2 separate regions of the Homo sapiens genome follow, and region 1 is linked to region 2. The links are chromatin contacts, found by Hi-C in ENCODE. All regions are on one chromosome and are shown on one strand. The core of a region is the stretch at or near the end of the contact, and the rest is flanking DNA. Distances in the headings are between cores, read along the strand shown.

Region 1 (5,975 bases), core at 1,990-4,489, 270 kb after region 2:
TATTGCCCCTATGGCCACAGCTGTTCCTTACACTTGGGCTCTGGCTCATGGCTCCTTTTGCCTGCCCCCGCCATCCTCCTCACCTGCCCCTCTTGTACCTTTAACCTCTCCCCGTCTCCTGGATCTTCCCCCAGGTATGCATCAAACAGCTCACTTCTCTCACATCATAAACATTCCCTCAACTCCAGTTTTGGCTTATACTCACTAGCTTTGCTTTTCAGCTCCATTTGCTCTAAAAATCAGGAGAAATTCTGCATTGGCACATTCCGTGGTCACATCCAGTTCTTACCTAGGCTTTGTCACTCTGGATACTGTGGACCGTGGGGTCCTCCATGAAACCCTCGCTGGGCTTTATCCTGCTTCCCTTTTTGCCTCTGCCCATTCCTTCTTAATTGCCTTGAGAACCCCGTTTTGCCTCCACAAACCCCTTCCCATTGGCTCCTCTCACTCCAAATCCGACAGTTACTTAGACCGTCAAACCTGCACGTCTACTCCAGGCAGCTTTGCAGAGCATTTCACCTTCCCCTCCCATGCTGCTTCTAGTTCTCCAAGGGAATGGCACCACCAGCTACACGCAGAGTCAGCATCCGAGCAGCCGTCCACACTCCATCCTCCCTTCCCTCCTCCTAACCCGCCTGCAGGTCCTGGGACCTCTGCCTCCCTCATTCTCTCCCTTTCCTTCCCTCTTATCTGTCCCTAGTACTCTTCCTCTGGCCTAGGCTGTCATTTCTCACTTGGATTACTGAAGGATCCTAACTGTACTCCCTCCCTCCAATCCCTCCTCCACACTGCTGGGAGCCGTCTTTCTTTCTTTCTTTCTTTCTTTTTTTTTTTTTGAGATGGAGTCTTGCTCTTTTGCCCAGGCTGGAGTACAGTGGCGCGATCTCGGCTCACTGCAACCTCGGTGGCACAATCTTGGCTCACTGCAACCTCCACTCCCTGGGTTCAAGCGATTCTCCTGCCTCAGCCTCCCAAGTAGCTGGGGATTACAGGCACGTGCCACTACACCCAGCTAATTTTTGTACTCTTAGTAGAGATGGGGTTTCACTATGTTGGTCAGGCTGGTCTCGAAATCCTGACCTTGTGATCCACCCACCTCGTCCTCCCAAAGTGCCAGGATTGCATGCGTGAGCCACCGCACCTGGCCAAGCTCTTTCTTAAAGATGATCAAGGCATCCCCCATTTAAGCCTCCTCAGGGGCTCCCCTGATCTATAAGGACTGAGTGCCAGCTCCTCTGCTGCGTGCCACACGAGGCCCTTCTGTGGCCTCTCTCCTCTTAGGCCTGTACCTTTCCCATCTCCTCCCATGTGCACCTCCTGTCCAGCCTCCCTCTCACTGCGTTATGTCTGCAGTGCCTTCACACAAGCTGTTTCTTTTGCCTGGAATGACGCTTCTTCCTCCGTTGAATTAATCCACCCCGTATTGCTTCAATATTCAGCTCAATCAGGCCCCTCTTGGGAGCCTTCATTAACTGTTGGGCCAGCAGTGAGCTATAGACGCACTTTCCCTGCTCCATGGCTGTGCTCATATCACAGTGGGCTCTTACCATGAACTTCCTATCAACCTCTTGCACTGGACCTCAGACACTCTGAGGACAGAGCCCCAGTGTGATTCAGCTCCATACCCCTATATCCACATGACTCAGCTCCGTACCCCTATATCCACGACTCAGCTCCATATCCCTATATCCACAACTCAGCTCCGTACCCCTATATTCACATGACTCAGCTCCGTACCCCTATATCCACATGACTCAGCTATGTACCCCTATATCCACATGACTGAGCTCTGTACCCCTATAATCCACGACTGTCCGTACCCCTATATCCACATGACTCAGCGCCGTACCCCTATATCCACATGACTCAGCGCCGTACCCCTATATCCACATGACTCAGCTCTGTACCCCTATAATCCACATGACTCAGCGCCGTACCCCTATATCCACGACTCAGCTCCGTACCCCTATATCCACATGACTCAGCTCCGTACCCCTATAATCCACATGACTCAGCTCCGTACCCCTATATCCACGACCCAGCTCCGTACCCCTATAATCCACATGACTCAGCTCCGTACCCCTGTATCCACATGACTCAGCGCCGTACCCCTGTATCCACGACTCGGCTCCATACCCCGATATCCACGACTCGGCTCTGTGCCCCTATATCCACAACTCAGCGCTGTACCCCTACATTCACGCAACTCAGCTCCGTACCCCTATAATCCACTTTACTCAGTGCCGTACCCCTATAATCCACATTACTCAGCGCTGTACCCCTATATCTACATGACTCAGAGCCTTACCCCATATCCATGTGACTCAGCTCCTCACCCCTATATCCACGTGACTCAGCACCATGCCCCTATAATCCACTTTACTCAGCGCTGTACCCCTATATCCACCGCACCTAGCGTGTGGGAAGTTCGTGCAGAGTTGTTTCTTTTTTTGAGACAGGGTCTTACTCTGTTGCCCAGGCTGGAGTGCAGTGGCGTGATCATAGCTCACTGCAGCCTTGACCTCCCGGGCTCAAAAAGATTCTGCCACTTCAGCCTCCCGAGTAGCTGGGATGATGGGCACGTACCAGCATGCCCGGCTAGTTTTTTATTTTTGTAGAGATGGGGTTTTACCTTGTTGCCCAGCCTGGTCTCCAACTCCTGGGCTCAAGCAATCTGCCCACCTCGGCCTCCCAAAGTGCTGGGATTACAGGCGTGAGCCACCGCACTTTTTGGAGATAAGGCAATAAAGGCACATAGAACTTAAGTCACTGAGCATGGACCTGAGCCTAGAACTCAAAGCTCTGGATGCCTGATTCGGTGCCATTTTCACTCCTCCATATTTCTGTATGTCTCTGCCCTCCCTGGGGCAGGACCAGGAGCAGACAGAAAGAAGAGCTGAAATTAGGATTTTCTTCTGAGTTCTAGGCAGTCCCTGAGCTCAGTGCTGAGACTTCTCTATTAACCAGAAACAGCCCCCAACTCCATGCTAACTGGAAACTAGTTACTGCCCATGATTTAGTCCTCCTTAGTCATTCAGCAAATAACTTACCAAGAACCTACTATGTGCCAGGCATCACGTTAGGGTTGGGTGGTCGAGGAAGCAAGGCTTCCGACCTCAGGGGGCTTATAGTATGGTGGAATAAACCCAGTAGAGCAGCCAGAGGCTGTCCTTGCGGTAGGAATGCAGGGAGAGTGTGAGGGCCAGGTCCCAAGATGTTCTGATCCTTCAAAAAACAAACAAACAAAAAGGAGCATTAGTCATTCCAGCCAGCTGCGGGCTCTGGCCGTGCCTAGAGGGTACCTGATCTCTGACTGATGCAAGAGCCCTGCGTGCAGGCTCCAGGACAGACTTGGCTGGCTTCAGCAGCCTGCTCTGTTCCTTGCTCAGTTGAGAATTCATTTCCTTTTTGATACTTACCTTATGGTACTTACCTTCCTACTTAATCTGGTAACACATCTCTCATGTCAGGGCAAAGGATTCAGCAAAGAATTAGGTTCAGCAAGAGTAGGTTGTCATTTTAATGGCCTGAAGGGCTCAGCCATGAGAAGCTGGTAATTACTGGAGAAATGCCTGGCCTTTCCCTCTCCAGTACAGGTGGCCCTGGGCAAAACCATGGGGGAGGAAGGGCAAGGCCCTGATGGAAGCCACAGATAAGCTCAGCTTAGGCTGAGCATGCAGTTAGACTTGCTGGCAGAAGGAAGGGAAGGAGAAAACATACATATTGGGCAACTATGCTGGGCCAGGCCTTGTTCTCATTTAATCTCTATGCCTGCCTTGAGAAGTTCCCATTTTATGGCCCAGAAAAGGGGCATAAATATCTCCCCACCTCTTCTAATAGTTACATCAACCGTCGGGTGACAGAGCTGGGCTTTGTGATGCGAGTCTGATCTCTGCCACACCAGTGAGCACAGTGTCAAGGCAAAGCCTTTGCAGCTGCACTCCACTCCAACATTGTGAAGGAGGCCGGGCGCTTATAATCCCAGCACTTTGGGAGCCCAAGGTGGGCGGATCTCTTGAAGCCAGGAGTTCGATGGAGGCCAGCCCGGCCAACATGGTGAAACCCCATCTCTACTAAAATACAAAAATTAGCTGGGTGTGGTGGTACGCATCTGCAGTCCTAGCTACTGGGGAGGTGGAGGCTGCAGTGAGCCGAGATCACACCACTGCACTCCAGCCTGGGCGACAGAGAGAGACTCTCCCAAAACAAACAAACAAAACCCAAAAATAAAGAAGTCATCTTGAAAGAAGTTTCAACATTTGCCTTTTCATTCTGAGATTACAGTTTTCTATAAACATCTAAGAGTGAAGAGTCTGACGTTTTTTGGTCACAGCTGAGCCACTGCGTGACCCCCGCCCCGCCCCACACTCACTTTGCTCTAGGCAAAGCTGTACTCTGAAAGCTGGCCCCAATGGGGAGGTTAGGACTGTGCCTGCTCAGAAGTCTGTGGGTGCCTCAGAGAAGGGCAACAACCCTAGGCTGGACCCTAGCCTTGAGAGTACTTCCTACTGCCAGAGCCCCCAGATTTCTTCCGGTGGCAGCAGATACTGCCAGAAGAGCCTGCGGTGCACACACCAGAATCCGGGTACTTGGATGAGAAGGACACATTACTGATCACCTTCCTCCAGGCAACCCTGTCAGTTAAGGACTACAGTCCCGCCCCCATTATGTAGATAGGGAAACAGAGGCAAAGAAGTTAGGAAACTCGCCCAGAACTCTCAGCTCATGAATAAAAAAGCAGAACTAAAACCCAGTGCTCTCCCTGGCTGGGCAAACGTGTGGAAGTTGATGTGCCTGGTTACTGTTTGTGCTTCGCTTATCATAACCAGTGACAGCGTGGTTAGCACTGTTCGCCTCAAGGGCAGCTGTGAGGATTACTTGGGATTGTCCTGTGGAAACACTTCACATGCATATTAACTAGGAGAAAAGCCACTGGAGAATGAGCTTTATGAGCTCTATCAATCACCACAGCTAGTCTGACCTAGGGGTAAGCAAAATGGAAGACAGGAAAAAGGGAATACATTTGCTCAGGACAGCGTGAGGGCCACGTGAGCTGCTTGATTGGTAGTGATTTGTACAGGGGCTTTATGGATCACTAGGTTTTAATTTGCAAGGCCTGAAACTGTCCTTAGCATTCTCTGAAACCCACAGTGCCAGTCGCCCTTCACGCCTCGGCCAGCAGAAAGCTCCTCATGAGTGGATCCTCTTGAGAACTTCAGAGGGGTCAGGTGACGGTGACTGAGACTGCCTCAGTGATCACGCTCGGTGCTATGAGCTGAAATCTGGGCCAAGGGCACAGTAAGTTCAGGCAGCTAGTATGTTTAAAATAACTACTTTTCGGGAGCTAAGCCATGAGGACGTAAAGGCATTAAGAATGATACAGTGGACTTTGGGGGCTCAGGGGAAAGGGTTGGGGTGAGGGATAAAAGGGTCCAGTGTACACTGCTTGGGTGATGGGTGCCCCAAAATCCTGGAAATCACCGCTAAAGAACCTCACGTAACCAAACACCACCTGAACCCCAAAAACCTACTGAAACTTTTAAAAATTAAAAATACATACATAAAATAGCTACTTTTACTGCTGTCAACAGCATGTTCCTGAAAAATGTTGGAATTCAAACTTTCTGGAGGGCAGCTGGTCAAGAAACTTATTCACGTCAGGAGTTTTCTAAAATTTGTTTTTAATGCTTATTGGTACTTCTGCATTAGAAGTAACTACAAATGTCTTATTAAAGTTTCCACTTTAAATGCACAATTTTACTTCATTTTATTATAAGGAATTGTTACAGAAAATGCAAATATCAGTATTTGAAAAATACATTCCATTACACAGACTCCAAAGAAACAATGCTGATAAGCGCCGTGGTCCTCTATGATACCATCACCCCACACTGAGCACCACCCCGAAGGGGCTGGAAGCCAGGTGATCCACCCAAATGTGTGCCTGCAGTTTCTGCCCAGCTACTGCCCCTCCT
Region 2 (6,501 bases), core at 1,717-4,216:
GGCCAGACACAGAAGGTGGTCCTCCCATGCCTGGGCCGCCTCACTGGAGCTGTGTTTATGATCCTGGCGAGTATCTGGATGGCCCTGGCAACGGGTGCCCTCCGCAGCTCCCGCCCCCACCCGGGATGACTCAGTCCCCTTGAGGGAGGCCCAGGCGTCTGGTGCCAAGTCATGCTTGACGACTCCTGCTGTGAGGACGCCCGCTCCCACCATCCCTGGGGAGCCCCCAAGCACCAATACGGGCTGTTGCCTGACTCAGCACAGCTACCCCCAGCGCATCGTCCTGGCCCACCCACGGAGGCTGATGGTCTCCAGGCCTCATCCTCTGCCCCTCCTCATCCTCCACACCAGGTCTGTGCCTCCAGCCCCACTCTTTCCAGCTAGCTGCCACCTCCCCGTCCATGTTCCCGAGCAGCTCAGATCCAACAGGCCCCAGATTCAACTCAGCATCTTCCCCAAACCTGCTCGTCCTCCTCTGTCTCCATTGCGAGACGGGTACCACACCCTCCCCATTCTTTCCTGACCCAGGTCAGCAATCCGGGAGCCCTCCTTGTCACTCGTCCTTTCCCTGTTGCCCACCCTTGCTCCCCACAACCCCACACTTACTCTCCACTGCAGCCACACCACAGCTTCCCAAATTGCATACTCTGTTCTGCTGCCAGGCCTCAGTACAAGCTGTGCCTTCTGCCAGGAACACACCTCCCTCTCCTCTGCTGCCTGGAGGACAGCTCAGACATCGCCTCTTCTGAGCCCTCCTTGATCTCCCCACTACCTGCTGGGTGAGCTCACCAAGTCAAACCCCTTAGAAGTCCAGATTCTACCCACTGCTTCGTTTCCCACTATGTGGGTCTTCCCTGACTCCAGGCTAACACCTCCACCCCACCCTACCCCATCCTCCACACCAGCTGCTGGAGGGATTTCCAACATGCAAATGTGGTTATAGTTCTCCCAGACCTGGCCTTCCAGGAACTCGGAATGTCATGGATAGAGGAGCAGAAGTGGCCTCAGACTGGGGGCAAGGTTGGGGGGGGGGTCACAGGCTAGGGAGCAGCCAGGGACATGGACGCCTGGGATGCAAGCACAAATAGTCACGGAGCACCTGCTGTCTGCCAGACTCTGTGCAAGCCTGTGTGGGGAGATACAGCAGTGAACCAAAAAGACCAAGTCTCTGCTCTCATACAGTTTAATTTCTCGTGGGGGCAAGAAGCAACAAACAAGAAAGCCAGTGATTCAGATATGATATGTCAAGTGGTACATATAGGAAGAAAAATACAGCCGAGTAAGAAGGATCAAGAGAAAGGGGCTGGGAGATGCTGCTGATACAGTGTAGTTGAGGAAGGCCTTTTGGGAGCAGGACTGGAGCAGACACCTGAAGGAAGGAAGGGGCAGTAGGCAGTGTAGTTATCTGGGGAAGAGCATTTCAGGTGCAGGGACCAGCAGGTGCAAACGCCATGAGGGGACAGTGCTTGCTCAGTATGAAGAACAGCAGGGAGGCTGACGTGGCTGGAGTGGAGTCTTCCCCACATAAGAGGCACCTGATAGCAAGAGGAGTTACATCTGGAGAGAAAGCCCCCTCACTCATTGTGCTGGCCTCAGGGATGGCTTCCTAGAGGAGGTGGCACCTGAGCTCTCTTCTGAGCACTGAGCAGGATTTCAGGATGAGGCGAGGATGGAAGTTTGCACTGTGCATATAGGAGAGTCATTTCCTGGCTGGGACTCCGGGCTTGGTTTGGGGGTGGGGAGAGCTTGGTGGACAGAGCCCAGGAGGCCCCCAAAGCCAGGGGGAGGTTGTGAGCAGGGGAGTGCCTCGGTTAGGTGAGGTTTAAAACGACTCCCATGGCTGCTGTGAGGACTGACGGTGGGAGACCGAGGAAGAGGCGAAGGGTCCCCAGAGTGTGTGCGCCTGGGACGCAGTGGGGGGTCAATTTGTATGTACTGGAGGAAAGAGGGCAGGGCTTGGGGAGGCCAGCGCCACTTCCCTGGGATCCTCCAGCGCGCACAGGCTGTGTGCCCCTCCCACACTCCTGTGCCCGCCCTGCGGACACCACCAAGGCCCGGTCCTGTGGCCTGTGACACAGCCTTCTCTGCACAGCCCTGCAACGCCAAGACTTGAGCACACCCCCTCCCCTGACAGGCACACGCCCGTGTCCGCGTGACCCGCCCTCACACACCACTCCATCCTGTCCTGCACCCCCCACGCAGACACAGGCACACTCCCGCGTCCACGTGACACACGCACACCCGCCTCCAAACAGCACACGCAGGTCCCTGCGCACGTGGACACCCCCCCAGCCACCAGCCCTGCGCCTCCCGGGCCCCGAAGCCGCAGCGCCCGCCTCTGCCGCCCCCTCTCGCCCCAGCCAAGGCAGGACCCTGCGCAGCCTGAGCCGCGCGCCGCCGCCGCCCCATTCATCTCCCACCCCGCCCCCGGCTCCTGCAGGAAGACGCTCCGGCGGGCCGTGGGAGGAGCGCTCCGCGGAGAACCGCACGTGGGTGCCCCGGGCCGGGCCCACTCCGCACAGACGTGGCCTCCACCAGGAGCCGGGCGCGGGGGACAGTGCACCGGGGATGGATGCGGTCCGCAGACAGAAGCGGGGAAGAACGCAGACGGCGGGGCACCCGCGGCGATGCGGTCCCGGCGGCCGGCGCAGACCCGAGCAGACTCCGCGAGGCACCCCGCAGACCCGGCCCCGCAGACAGAAGGGGAAGGATCCCCGCCCTGACCAGATCCCAGCTCCCTCGTAGACGCGGCCTGGCAGACCCCCCCCGCCTCTCCCTTGCAGGCTCGGGGCAGGTGTTAAGGCGTTCGTCCTCCTGCTCCTCGCCCGCGTCCCCGCCCCGCCGATCCCTACCTGGGCGCCGGGCGACAGTGTCCGCGGCCCGGCGGGCGGCCCCACTCGCTCCTGCTGCGCGCCCCGCCCCGCCCCGCCCCGCCCCACCGCCTCGCTGGGGCCCAGATCGCCGAGCTCAGCCCGCGGGCGCCGCGGCTCCGGGCAGCGCTCGCTGCCCCGCCCACCGCCGCGCCCGGCCGGCGCTCATTGGTCGGAGCGAACGGCCCCGCCAGCGCCGCCCAATCGGAGCCCGGGACTCCCGCCCCCTCCTGGACTAAGGGACCGCGGTGGGCGGCGCGGTAGGGGCCCTCCCTCCCCTGCGGCGGGGCCGACCTCGCCACGCCCCCGGCGTCCTGGGGTCCCCGAAGTCCCTCCCGGCCGCGGCGTGGGCCCTTCTCCTGGGCCTGCAGGGGACCGTGCTTCCCCGCCAAACCCTTTGCGCCCCCATCCCGGCCTGCAGGAGCCAGAGCGCCCCTCCCTCCCGGGCGAGGCGCGGTGCGTGCGAGGGAGGGGCGAGGCCCGGGGAGGAAGGCCTTGAATGGCAGGCCCAGGAGTGTAGCTTCTGCGGGGCGGGGGCAGAGAGGCCGAGAGGTGGCTTAGCACAGAGTGAAGTGCTTGCTCGGTGAGCCGGCGACAGGAATGGCCTAGCGAGGGCCGAGGGAGTAGAGGGAACTCAGCAGGACAGTGAGGTGACCTTCGCTGTGGCTGTTCCTGGGGACTCTGCCGCCACCTCTTCCCCTAACGCCTCCGCGTGTGAATCCTCTGGCACCACCACTTGCCCCATATCCTTCCCCCAAATCTAACCTCCTGCGTCCCTGTCTCGAAGTGGAGCCAGGAGCCTGGGAGTCACCTGCTGCCTCCCTGTTTCCTGCTCCAACCAGTCCATCTCCAGGCCCTGCCATACTGCCTCTTAACTATCCCTGGAATCGGCCCACTCCTCTCCACCCCACTTCCCCTCCCTTAGCTCAGGCTACCACCATCTTGTCCCTGATTGCTGCAGCAGCCTCCTCCCTGGCCTCCAGCCCCATCCAGTCTCACCTCCTACTAGCCTTTCTCTCCCTGGCACCCAGAGCAAGTTTTCAGGAACACAAGTCCACCGAGAGGCATTTTCTATGGCTCACCGTGAGAATAGGTCTAATCAAGCCCTGTATAGCCTTACTCCCAGCCACCTGCCTGTTTAACGCCTACTCGTCTTTCAGGGTTCAATTCAATCCTACTTCTGCCTGGAAACCTTCTCCATGACCTCCCCACTTCCAGCATGGGTTAGTGGCCCCACCCAGGTACTTCCTTGTACCTGGCATCTGTTTACCTGCTGGTTCCTCATTGGGACTGGGAGCTCCTGGATGGCAAGCACTGTGCCTGATTCGTCCAGCACACAGCCTGTCGCATGGCACAGGTGCTCAGTGGATGTTGTTGAATGAATAATTCCAGCAACTTGAGTGTGGCTTTTGACCTCATGGTTCAGGATACCAGCTAGAGCTCCAGCAATCACATAACGCATTCCAGGCAGTGGAGTGGAGAAAAGGATGAAGAAGAGGGCAGAGGGTCTGCACCAGCTCTCTTTTCAGGAAAGTTCCCAGAAGTTGCCACGTGGCACTTTCACATACACCGCTTGAGCTTACTTAACATGACCAGACCCAGCTGCAAGAGAAAGCTGGGAAATGCAGCTTCCATTCTGGGCAGCCACATGCCCAACCAAGAACCAAGGACTGAATTGCTACCGGGAGAACAGATATCCGGAACAACTAGTGGACTCCACCATTGAGAGGGTGGATAGATTGAGGGGCAGAGCTCGACTGTATGCCAGGTGCTGTTTACAGGTCTTTCCTCAACCCTACTAAAAGCTATTATTGTCCGGGTGCAGTAGCTCATGCCGGTAATCCCAGCCCTTTGGAAGGCTGAGGTGGAGCGTATCATTTGAGCCCAGGAGTTTGAGAACAGCCTGGTCCACATAGTGAAACTCTGTCTCTATTTAAAAAAAAAAAAAAAAAGAAGTTGTTATTATCCTTGACTCACAGAGGAGGCTTGGAGAGTTAAGCCACTTCCCCCAAGGACACACAGTGAACTGTGGCAGAGCTGCAATTGAAACCTGTCTTTTCCTTGCACGCCAGACAGGCTGGGAAGTCAGGAAAGGGTGTGTCCTAGGAGCTGCTGGAAGGAAATCTTTCGACAAGGAAGGCTTGGACAACAATGTGAGAAGCTGTCAGGCCAAGCAGGATATGGGGCCCAAGTGTCTGCTTAAGACTTGGCAACCAGGACACTGCCAGTGACCTTGGCAAGGGCACCTAGGAGAAGTGGTTGGGGTGGAGGCCAATTGCAGAGGGAAGTGTGGACTGGTCTTTCTGGAAGGGTTGCAGTGAGGGGAGAGGGGCAGAGCTGCTGGGGAACCTGGGCCAGGAGGAGGCAGAAGAGGGGGACAGATGTAGGGGTAGGAGAATGGAGGTGGCTTCTGCTGGGCAGCCTCTGGGCTGGGTGGTGAGGCTGAATACAGAGGAGGGACCCTTTTCTGCTCACTTGGAAGGGAAGGGGGCAGAAAGTGCAAAAGCAGGTGTGTCTGGAGAAAGAAGGGGGGGCAGAAGAGGAAGTTCCAGTCTTATAAAATCTAAATGATAGGTCTTGGTTGGGGAAGAGGGCAGAAGGCCAAGGCCCTGAGGGAGATGGCAGGGGCTGGCCTGTGTTGTCCAGTCTGGTAGCCACTAGTCACATGTAACTATTTAAATTAATTAAAAGTAAATTGGGCAGTCATGGTGGCTCCCGCCTGTAATCCCAGCACTTTGGAAGGCCGAGGCAGGCGGATCACCTGAGGTCAGGAGTTTGAGACCAGCCTGGCCAACCAACATGGTGAAACCCCATCTCTACTAAAAATACAAAAAAAAATTAGCAAGGCGTGGTGGTGGGCACCTGTAATCCTAGCTACTTGGGAGGCTGAGGCAGGAGAATTGCTTGAGCTCAGGGGCTGGAGGCTGCAGTGAGCCGAGATCGTGCCACTGCACTCCAGCCTGGGCGACAGAGCAAAATTCCGTCTCAAAAAAAAAATATTGATTAATTAATTAAAAGTAAATAAAATACGAATTTCATTTCCTTGGCTGCATATTTCCACCGAGGCCACCTGTGGCTTCTGGGTACCCTATTGGACAGCATAGATAGAGAATATTTCCATCATTCCAGAAGGTTCTATGGGACGGCACTGGTCTAGACAGAGCATGGTGACTGGGTGGGGGATGCTGCCCAGAGATCCTACCTGGCTGTAAATCCAGGCCTGAGGTCATGCCCACAGCAGGGCCCTCCACACAGCCTCAGTCAAGTCCCTCCTCCCCTCTTTGGGATTCCGCCAGATCTCCCTCCTGGCACAGCCAGCCCCTTCCTCCCCACTGTTTCACGAGGCCACTCCTGGGGTTCTCTACTTGTGCCACTGCCAGGCCTCTCCCAGCCATGGAGGGTTGGGAAGAGCGCCAATGTTCAGGGCTGTGCCAAGATGGCAACCCGTGGACAGAGGTGAGCTGACCTCTCCACCCAGCACTGACCCTGCTGGGCTCAGGGCGTATGAGTCGGCTCACTGGTCCCCACCGGCAGATCCAGAGGGATCTCAGAGATTGCCCAGCTCAGCCCCACATTTCACAGACGAGCACACTGTGTTTCAGAGAGGTCTGGAAAGAGAGCACGGACGGCA

What was found. A loop is a pair of places that touch in the nucleus more often than their neighbours do. Pooled maps may share reads with other maps.
Region 1: a map of PC-9 shows a loop between it and region 2 (2.7-fold over the local background). The contact joins the enhancer-like site here to the promoter of CAMKK1 in region 2. A Hi-C loop is called at or near these places in 1 of 168 maps with a recorded cell type or tissue (PC-9) and 1 of 50 pooled maps.

What each region holds. Positions count from the first base shown.
Region 1 is chr17:4,158,157-4,164,131 of GRCh38, forward strand. ANKFY1 (ankyrin repeat and FYVE domain containing 1) reads right to left here. Exons shown (of 25, transcript NM_001330063.2): 25 at 5,665-5,975. Among named protein-coding and RNA genes, the nearest start is that of CYB5D2, 18 kb to the left of the region's middle. Within about 2 kb of position 3,240, at least 14 of the 41 ENCODE cell types and tissues checked have a DNase peak (open chromatin) inside an H3K27ac peak, as active enhancers do; they include PC-9, where a contact is called at or near this core.
Region 2 is chr17:3,890,087-3,896,587 of GRCh38, forward strand. CAMKK1 (calcium/calmodulin dependent protein kinase kinase 1) reads right to left here and starts at 2,967. Exons shown (of 16, transcript NM_032294.3): 1 at 2,853-2,967. RefSeq lists silencers at 2,274-2,523, 2,664-2,843, 2,874-3,413.